Regions from separate parts of the Homo sapiens genome. Here region 1 is linked to region 2. The links are chromatin contacts, found by Hi-C or POLR2A ChIA-PET in ENCODE. All regions are on one chromosome and are shown on one strand. Each heading gives the region's core, a stretch centred on a gene start or an enhancer-like site at or near the end of the contact. The rest is flanking DNA. Distances are from core to core; before and after follow the strand shown. Region 1 overlaps INPP4B (inositol polyphosphate-4-phosphatase type II B). Region 2 has its middle 18 kb from the start of LINC02432.

Region 1 (5,630 bases), core at 2,476-4,975, 920 kb before region 2:
ATTAATTTAGATGTTTATTTTGCCAAGGTTGAGGCTGCACCTGGGAAAAAACACAAATTAGAGGAGCATCTGTGACCCCTGCCTTTTCCAAAGAGGGTTTTGAGGACTCCGATATGTAAAAGAGAAAGAGTAAGCAGGAAGGGAAGAAGAGAGGAAAAAAGAGGGGGGAGGGTAGGCAATGAGGTAAGTGGTCCCATAGTGAGGCTTTCATTAGTGCTCAGTGAATCTACATTTTATATGTGAAAGGGAGAAGAGGAATAGTCAATTATGCATTCCTCTCATATTCAGTAAATCCACATTTTACTTAAAATAAAAGAAGTCAATTACGTGTTTGGCTCAGGGTGGGCAGAGGGATGATTTTCTAGTCTTGTCCTTGTCCCCTCCCTGTGGACATATAAGCTGTTAATTTACATTGTTAGGGTGAGATTCAACAAAACTCTGTATTAAGGCTATTTTATAGGGGGTTATATATTCTGAAAGAGTTGGGGCCCACAAGGAATTGTGAGCAATTTGTGAAGGAGGGCATCTGGGGAGAGATGTGGGCTTCTATCATTGCAGCTATCTGTTCGTCGGGGGAAAAAAACAAAGGCAGTTTTTTGTGTGTTTCAGTTCCCAATCTTAACTTTCCTTCCGACATAGTGAGTTTGGGGTCCCAAGAATCTCTTTTCTTTCTCAGCATATAAATGAGATGATTCAGTATTTGTTTTGTGCCTGGCATATTTCATTTAGCATAATATCATCCAGGTTTATCCATGTTGTCACTAATGACAGAACTTTCCCCCTTTTCAAAGCTGAATAGTTTTTTATTGTGGTATATACCACATTTCCTTTTTCCATTCATCTGATGATGGACACTAAGATTGCTTCCACATCTTAGTTATTGTGAGTAATGTTGCAGTGAACATGAGTGCAGATATCTCTTTGGCATATTGATTTCAATTCCTTTGGAGTACCCAGAGTGGGATTGCTGGGTTTTATGGTAGTTCTATTTTTAGTTTTCTGAGGAGCCTCCGTATTGTTTTCCATAATGGTTGTATTAATTTACATTCTCAACAGTGCATAAGGGTTCCCTTTAGTTTACACCCTCTACACCCTCACCAGTACTTACCCCTCATTTTTTTTTTTTTTTTTTTTTTTTGAGACGGAGTCTTGCTCTGTCACCCAGGCCAGAGTGCAGTGGCGCGATCTTGGCTCACTTCAAGCTCTGCCTCCTGGGTTCACACCATTCTCCTGCCCCAGCCTCCCGAGTAGCTGGGACTACAGGGACCCGCCACCATGCCCGGCTAATTTTTTGTATCTTTAGTAGAGACGGGGTTTCACCGTGTTAGCCAGGATGGTCTCAGTCTCCTGATTTCGTGATCTGCCTGTCTCAGCCTCCCAAAGTGCTGGGATTACAGGCGTGAGACTCCGTGCCTGGCCTCCCTCATCATTTTGATAATAGTCATTCTGACATGTGTGAAATAGTATCTCATTGTAGTTTTAATTTGCATTTTCCTGGTAATCAGCAATGATGAGCATTTTTTAATATATCCGTTGGCCATTTGTATGTCTTCTTTTGCGAGTGTTTTTTAGGTCCTTTGTCCATTTTTTATTGGGTTGTTTTCTTGCTATTGAGTTTCTTATATATTTTGAATATTAGCTCCTTATCAGGTGTATGGTTTGCAAATATTTTATCCCAATCCATGAGTTGTTTCCTTATTGTTTCCTTTGCTGTGCAGAAGCTTTTTAGTTTGATACAATGCCATTTGCTTATTTTTGCTTTTGTTCCTGTGCTTTTGGGGTCATATTACAGAAATCTTGCCCAGAACAATGTCATGGAGCATTTTTAAATGTTTTCTTCCTAGTACTTTTATAGTTTTAGGGCTTATTTTTCAGTCTTTAACTCATTTTGAGTTGATTTTTGTGCATGAGCATGGCATGAGATAAGGGTCCAATTTTATTTTTCTGCATGTGGACATCTAGTTTTCCAAACACAATTTGTTAAAGAGACTGCCCTTTCTCCATTCTGTGTTTTTGGTACCTTTGTTGAAAACGAATTGCCCATATATGTGTAGATTTATTCATAGGCTTTCTGCCCTGTTCCATCGGTCAATGTGTCTGTTTTTATGCCAGTAACATGCCACTTTGATTATGATAACTTTGCTTTATAATAGATTTTGAAGTCAGCTGACATGATTCCTCCAGTTTTGTTCTCTTTACTCAAGATAACTTTGACTCTTCAAGCTCTTTTGTGGTTTCTTAAGAATTTTAGGATTTTTAACATTTATTTCCGTGAAAAATGACATTGGAATTTTGATAGGGATTCATTTAATCTGTATATTGCTTTGGGTAGTATAGACATTTTAACAGTATTAATTCTTCCAATCCACGAGCATGGGATACTTTTCTATTTATCTGTGTTATCTACAACTTTTTTTCATTAATGTTTTATAGTTTTCAGTACACAGATCTTCCAAATCCTTGGTTAAATTTACTTATAAGTATTTTTTTAAAGTGAATGGGATTGATTTCTTAATTTCTTTTTCAAATAGTTTGCTGTCAGTGTAAAGAAACACTACTGATTTTTGTGAGTTGATTGTGTATCCTTCAACTTTACTGAATTTATCAGTTTTAACTGATTTTTTTTTTCTTTTGGTTGTGTCATTAGGGTTTTCTACATAAAAGATCACGTTATTAGCAAACAAAGACAATTTCCCTTCTTCCTTTCCTATTTGGATATCTTTTATTTCTTTTTCTTGTCTGATTGTTCCAGCTAGAACTTTCAGTATAACATTGAATAGAAGTGGTGAGAATGGACATCTTTGTCTTGTTCTTGATTGTAGAAGAAAAGCTTTATAAATGAACATTAAAAAATTAAGGCCCATTGTGACTTATTTTCTGGTTTAGTGTCTCTTATCTTGGAGCATGTTTGATTTTTCTTACCCAGGAAACTGCTGCATGGAAGATGGTATTTATCCAACACGTAACAAATTATTAACTTTACAAAAATATCAAATATTTTCTTTCAATTTTTTTTTCTTTTTCCCAGAATAGGCTAGGGTCTTCTCTGCTACCCTAAACCTTGTTCTTCTCTGTTACTCTCCCTTCTCCTTGGAATATATCCCACATTATAAAAATATTTTAAGAAGGCCCAAGGTTTAAATCAGGTTATTAACTAATATCAGGGCCATGGTAAAGTTTTGGAGCAGACTTTCTTGAGTTTGTGCATTCGAAACCCTGTCTTAGGGCTGGATCCCTTCATTCCATCCTTGTTTGTTTTGTAGTTCTATATAAGACTCATCTTTGTCACTATCACATGAACACTTGCATCAAGATCAAGGAAGGAGGATTCGGAAGCTAAACTGGGGACACAGAGCAGAAATAGGCAGATAATTATGCCTAGACCTGTAACTGTGTACCAGGAGACCAGTAGCAGAAACACTTCCCATTTCAAAGTAGAGCTCCTTTCTCTGATTCTAAATATATTACCAGCCACTTTTCCACTTTCCTCAAAACTAGCCCACCTTTTGACTCCAGACTATGTCACTATAGTATAAGGTAGTGGAAATTAAATTATACTCTTTTCATAAATGGAGAACTTGATACCTAGAGATATGCCCCCACCCAAATCCTACATAGTGTTTCTGGCTTAGGAACATGAACTTTAAAAAGACTTAACTGAGCTGTTCCAGAAATAGGAGGTGGCAGTGGCAATACACACCGTGTGTGAGTCATAAGCTGACTAAAATGGTAAACACATCAAACATTTTGGCATCAGCTCTGCCCTGTCTGGATTATTTGTAAACCTTGACCTTTTTTGCAAATTTTTGATAAAGTAACTGTAAACTCTCTTAGCAATCTTTAAGAATATCGATGTTTGAGATATATAGTAAGGCCCAACATGCATGATATTTATTGTGTAAATAACTTTATCTCAGCGTTTTTCAAAGTGTGGTTAGAATCACCTAGAGTGCTTTTTAGAACTGCAAATGCATGGACCCTTGTACATCTGCTAAATAAAAATCCATAGAAAATCAATTAATATTATCTGTTACTAACGGTGATTTAAGACATGAATGACTATCATTATGGAAAGAGAAAGTAACTGAAATAGAAGTTATTCCTAAAATAACATTGCTTTCACTGGTTTGCATGAGCTAGGGACAAAGGAATGAAACTTCTATTAGCACCATAGTCATGTGCCATGAAAGTGACACATGTTATCTAATGTAGACGTAAATAAGAGAGTGATACTGATATTGCTCAGCTTGGGCTGTCATGACAAAATACCATAAACTGTATGGCTTAAACAACAGGAATTTATTTTCTCACGGTTCTGGAAGCTAGGAAGTCCCAGATCAAGGTGCCAGCCTGTTCAGTTCCTGGTGAGGGCTTTTTACTTGGCTTGCAGATGGCTGCCTTCTTGCTACCTTCTCAGATGGTCTATCTTCTGTGTATAAGCAGGAAGGGGAAGTGGGGGAGGGAGAGAGAGGGAGAGAGAGGGAGAGAGAGAGAGAGAAAGAGAGAGGAAAGGAGAAAGGAAGGGAGAGAGGGAGTGTTTTGGTATCTTCTCCTTTTCTCGTAAGAATACCAGCCCTGTAGTATTAAGACCCCATCTTTATGACCTCTTTTAATCTTAGTTACCTCCATAATATAGGCCCTTATCTCCAAATATGGTCATATTGGAGGCTGGGGCCTCAACATATGAACTTTGGAAGACACAGTTCAGTCCATAACAGTACCTTTATATAAAATACTACATTTTAATCTTGAGTCTTAAATTCCAGAGCATGGAATAAAATATAAGTGAAAATCCAAACTCTTTCTTCTCACATACGTTTGCTTTCTTTTTCTTGTTTCCATAAATCATATTATGAACACATATTTATTATCAAGGGAAGATTGCTCAGAGGTCATTTACCATATTAGATTGTTTCAAACTTCAATATATACACACATAGAAATAGAAGATAAAGCATTAAAACCACATAGTAGTAGAAAGAAAAAATTACAAGAGAAATACTAAAATTGTCTTTTTTCGAAACTAGCATAGTAGATGAATGTTGCATTATGTATCCAAAACATTTTTTCTTTTATTGGAGTCACCTTTGACTCCTTTCTGCCTCTCATAAACTCACAGTTAGTATGTCAGCAAATCCTGTTGACTGCACCTTTTAATTGAAACCAGAATTTAACAACTTTTGGCCCTTTCACTGCTACCAATGTTGTCTATCACCTGGATGTTTACAGTAATGACTTAAAAGTCTCCCTGATTTTTTCCTTTTCTCTCCCTGATCTGCCACCACATGTCACTATATCAGTCTATTTTCAACAGAGCAACAAAGCGACCCTATTTAAATGAAACTTAGGACATGTCTTTCCTCTCACAGCTTCTCAACTCTCTGAAAGTATAAACTCAAAGCCCTTCAGTGACCAAACACAGTCTTACAGGAGTCTCCCCGTCCCAACCCTGGGAACTTCATTACTTCTTTGACCTCCTCCCCAGCTCCTATTTTTTGCTCACTACAGTCCAGTCACATTGTCTTCCTTGTTGTTCCTGAACATTTCAGGTACGTTGCCAACTCAAGGCCCCTGCACTTAGTTTTCCCACCTACCTTTGAAGTGTTTTCCCTAGGTAATTTTGTGGTTCA
Region 2 (5,116 bases), core at 1,251-3,750:
TCTGATAGTCTGATTTTTTAAATGTATCCTCCCAGTGTTTTTTGTTCTTTGTACATAGAAGCAGACTATAAGCCTGACAGTGGTTCCAAAGTTTGCAACAGATAGCTGATCTTTGGTTACTTGATCTGCCTTGATCTTCCTTGAACAAGGAAGGGCGATTTGTTCCTTTTTGCCTAAAAATGGGAACTGAATATGCTACTGATGTCAAGCAGTACTAAACCACAGCTAGAACAAGAGCAGTACATGTGTGCATATAAGATAAGGGCTTTGAGAATGCTAATATTTGGTCTATTTTCACTTAATGCCAGGAACATTCTGCAGTTAGGTATTATTCAGAAAGGTAACTCATGTAATAACTTTGCTCTGTGAGTCCTTTTATCTATAAGCCTCAGGCATTGTTCGTTAAGTCATCCAACACCAACAGCACTGACTGGACAAAGAAGCTGGGGCTTATAAGCCAAAGTACTAGTTTTATAAAAGGCTTATCCTAAGTGTACTTGTAAAACATGGTCTTCATTGAAGATCTGGGTTACATTAAAAAAAGAAAAAACAGAAAGGAAATAGAAACATTATTCTCTTAAAAAGACAAAATGGTATTTCAGAAGATGGTGAACGTTGTAGCTGAGAATTGACTCTCAAAACCAATATTCTTTAAATTTCAATCACATTTTCAAGTCCCTAAAGATGAGAACAAGCATGGCATGATGAAACACAAGACACAGACTACCCAGGGAGCTTATTCTTGCAAATCTCATAATGTAATGCATTCATTTCTTCATTTTCAAGACATTAACTGAGCAACTATCACATTTTAGGCAGTAAGCACAATGCTAAATGCTGAGGCTACTGGCATAGATGAGGCAAGATTTATATGCTCTTGGACTCACAGCCAAGTAGAGGAGATAGTCAAAAATAATTACGAGATTCAAAATGTCAACAAATGTAAATCATATATTAGTTCATTCTAGTGCTCTTTAACTTATTTAATAGTTTATTCATTCATTCAACATGTATGGAATCTGTGTTCCAAGCACTGTTCTTAAACATGAGAACATGAAGATGCATAAAAGCCTTAATCTTAAGGAGTTATCTTACAGTGAGAAACATGCCATTAACAAACATTACAGTGCAGAAACATTACAGTGCAGCATAAGATGTGCTATTAACAGTGATAGTCAGCCGAGCACGGTGGCTCACGCCTGTAATCCCAGCACTTTGGGAGGCTGAGGCGGGTGGATCACCTGAGGTCAGGAGTTCGAGACCAGGCTGGCTAACATGGTGAAACCCTGTCTACTAAAAATACAAAAAAATTACCTGCGCGTGGTGACACACGCCTATTCCCAGCTACTTGGGAGGCTGAGGAGAATTGCTTGAACCCAGGAGGCGAAGGTTGCAGTGAGCCGAGATTGTGCCATTGAACTCCAGCCTGGGCAACAGAGTGAGACTCTGTCTCAAAACAAAACAAAACAAACAAACAAACAAAACAGTGATAGTCACAGAAAGTAGAGCAAATGAGTCTGCCTGTGTGAAGTGAAAAGAACAGTAATGGCCATTCTTTTTTTCTGACGGATGGAAAACCCTAACCTGCAAAATAAATATTTTCTGCAGATGAAAAAAGGTGGGGAACTTTTATAGACCTAGCCATTCTTATTTATGAATGTGCTCATTCTCTTCCAACGTTTGGTTTATAACATATTTCAGGACTAAGATGACAATTTGGCCATACCATTCCTAATTTTGATGTTCTAAGATGTCAGTCATGGAACCAGCCAAAGATTGACTATATTTGTATAATAAGTAGATGTCAGGAAGAATGAGCCAGAGAACAGATTCAGGATTGAAATTGAGGTTTTCAATTTTAGAAATGGGATGGGCAAAGAGTTCAGTAACCATGCCTCACTTTTTTAAGGACAATGACACCAAATTACAAAAAGAAATGCATTTTATTTAGCTACTTTTATTATTTTGGGATGGGCAACCTGGTAGGAGAAAAGCCACCTTTTGAGTCTGTCACCTCCACATTAATTTGCTAAGAATATTTAGGGGTAAGGAGGCCCATCCCCTTTACTCACATTCCCTGAATGATGAGTCAAGGAGTAGCTTGTAGTAGTACAGCAGGGGGTGCAAGGGAAAGAAGGCAATTTCCTTTCTTATACAACTTTTCAGTTTATGTGGAATTTTAAATTGCTTAATTTTCAATAGTCTTATTATATAATTGATTTCTTTGTGCCTATTACTAATTATCTCCCTCAGTCTTCCAAGAGAGGTATAATACTTTTTCTGATACAGTGTAACAGGATGTTGTGACATAATAAAAAATATACATTTGGTTTCTGCCTCCTGTTCCTGCCACAGATCTCCTAAATCCCTTGGAATTTCCTGGGTAATAAGAGTGCCTTTATTCTAATAAGGCAACACTTGGCGGACTGCTGGATAACGTCAACATGAGGGCTGTTTTCCAGAAACACCAAGCCATAATTCAAACTGTGAGCTGGAGACTGGGTTAATAATTGGTCATGCCTACATGATGAAACCTCTATAAAAAATCCCTAGAAGGCAGGGCTTGGAGAGCTTCCAGGTTGGTAAATACATCCACAGGACAGGAGGGTGGCACACCCTGGCATCATGGGGACAGAGGCTCCTGTGCTCAGGACCTCGCCTTCACCTGGCTGTTCATCTGCATCTTTCATCATATCCTTTGTTATAAAGCAGTGAACATAAGTGAGTGTTTCCCTGAGTTTTGTGAGCCATCAGGGCAAAATATCAAACCTCAGGAGAAAGTCGTGTAAACCTTCCATTTGTAGCCAAGTTGGACAAATGTTATGGGTAATGTGGATATCCAAGCCATGCCACTGGCATCTGAAGTGGAGGGGTTGGGGTGGGGGCCCAGTCTTGTGGGACTGAGCCTTCAACCTATGGGGTCTGCACTAACTGCAAGGTAGATAGTACCGTAACTGAATTGTAGGACACATAAGTGGCATCCAGAGAGAACTGATTGCTGTGGGAAAAATATATCCCACACATTTGGTGTCAGAAGTGAAGTGTTGAGAGTAGAGGAAACAGTGAGTTTTTCCTCATTAACATTAAATTGGAATTTTCAGCTTTCACCACAATATATAATATATGAAATTCCAAAGAGAATTGTCAAACCAAAATGTAGATTTTCAAAGGAGCTATCAGAGAACCAGTTGGGCAGTTCCAAACCCACTGAAGAATACAAAAGGGTCCAAATATTGGAGATGAGAACAATTTGTTAAGAGGGGTGTGTGTTTACATGTGTTGCTAGACTGAGTTTCACCTTCTCCAAGGGGAGCAATGGAGTGCTATCTTTTGCAAAAAGGGCTTCACTTGGCCAATTTGGAGAGTTTGAGATAAGTCTCCTGGAGCTTGAGAGAGGGTAAGACTGGCATCTGACAGGCTTACTGGAGCAGGAGGGGCAACTGGTGAGCTCTTTGGGCAGTAAAGTATTTCTGGTGGAGGAGATGAGGACCTCAGGAGAGAGCTAGCTGGGGGCCACCTTTAGCTCTGTCCAAGAAGGACTTTCTGGAAGTGTAATGAGCCTCTAACCAAAATAGAGAGTGGATAGTGGTTCCCTAAACCCAGGGGCTGAGCACTGGGCTAGAGAGCTGCAGTTGTTGCAGCCAGATGAGCCCCACAGGGGGTGACCCTGCAGAGCCACCAAAGCAACCCAAAGAGGGAAAATCACCTGCAGACATCTGCCCATCTTACAGTATCAGAGCTAGCATAAACTTCCCTGCATCCTTTGCCTTTCTAGTCTCTGACTCCATTCCCATGGCAACAGCAATGACAACTTATAAGTAGCATATAAGTGGGCAAGAGGATAGAAAAATTACCTGCCCCTCTTCCACGGGAAGCAGCTGGTCCACTTCAGGTGAGCCATTGAGATGGGATATTAAACCAAATGCAGTTTTATTTATGGTCTGGAATTGGATAGTCTATTTGACATATTGAGAGTATATCTAAGATTGAAGCCTCAAATTCAAGGGCCCAAATTTTCAGTCTTTCTCTTTTCACTTTCATTTCTGCTTTCAAAATAGCCAAGTCTTTCTTAAGCTCATCCCTTTTTAGTAAGACTTTGCTGGAAACACAAGGTAAAGCCCATGACTGACTTTCCAAACCCTTTCCCAAGCCATAGGCTGACTAGAAACATGGTTTGCCTTCCAGGTCTCCAGAGGACAGTTTTGCTAGATGTGCTGTGATGGCAGGACAATAGAAGTATACTTTTTTACCACCTGACATGCCTGTTCTTGATTCACAGTTGACTATGCTGCAAGCGCCAAGCAGTGACTTAGAAACCCAGTCTCTTTCCACCTTAGGGTTCCACCATCATTAACATACAGCTTTTGGAGCCACTAGGTTCATTTCTGCATGAATCTGATAGGAGAAAAAACAAGAAGCCTCTTGTATCAAGATTTGTTATGAGCCATGGCCCTGAAGTGCCATGTCATTTCCTCTTACATGTGCATTGTCCAGAACTCAGTTACGTGGTCATGCAAAACTGCAAGAGAAGCTGGGAAACACTATGTTTGTGCAACAGAAGAAAAAGAAACAGGCTTGGTAAACAGCTAGTCTGTTTCTGCCTCCAGGGCTCTATAGCTTCTAGGAGTGAGCTCATTGGCTATGTAGACTTCTAGAAAATTTATTCATAAGAAAAATAGTAAAAAAAAAATCCCACCACTGAAAAATTATAAAGGGACGATGCAAGACAAAAATAGTATTTTGATTATCTTTGATTTGTTGGAAGTATAATTTTCAGCGATCAAATGTGCAGCACTGGGTAGTATCAGTTCTGTTTAGTTTGGAAACATACTACTTGAAGTTCTCTGGGCTAATTTTTCTGACCTGAACTGACTGTTCTCAGATTCATTACACAATTGTCATCCTGGGACTTCCCTGCACCATCGTTTAGATAGTCCCTTTATCCCTCTCCTGTCATGTAGCATCTTTTACTTGGATGCAGAGGCTTCCTCTTTTTGTTGGTCCTCTTTCTGATGAAGTACATAATAGTGTTCTGAGAAATATGAACAGAATGCACATTTTTTGAGATCCCACATATTGGAAAATATCATTCTACATTCACAGTTGATTGATAGCT

Evidence for each region. A loop is a pair of places that touch in the nucleus more often than their neighbours do. ChIA-PET counts read pairs that join two places held with the same protein, here RNA polymerase II (POLR2A). Pooled maps may share reads with other maps.
Region 1: a map of IMR-90 shows a loop between it and region 2 (2.9-fold over the local background). The contact joins two enhancer-like sites. A Hi-C loop is called at or near these places in 1 of 168 maps with a recorded cell type or tissue (IMR-90) and 3 of 50 pooled maps. POLR2A ChIA-PET finds 5 or more read pairs at or near these places in 1 of 52 experiments (AG04450).

What each region holds. Positions count from the first base shown.
Region 1 is chr4:142,263,831-142,269,460 of GRCh38, reverse strand. All of the region lies in intron 10 of INPP4B (inositol polyphosphate-4-phosphatase type II B), which reads left to right. Among named protein-coding and RNA genes, the nearest start is that of INPP4B, 580 kb to the left of the region's middle. Within about 2 kb of position 3,725, at least 6 of the 41 ENCODE cell types and tissues checked have a DNase peak (open chromatin) inside an H3K27ac peak, as active enhancers do.
Region 2 is chr4:141,347,700-141,352,815 of GRCh38, reverse strand. No RefSeq gene overlaps it. Among named protein-coding and RNA genes, the nearest start is that of LINC02432, 18 kb to the right of the region's middle. Within about 2 kb of position 2,500, at least 6 of the 41 ENCODE cell types and tissues checked have a DNase peak (open chromatin) inside an H3K27ac peak, as active enhancers do.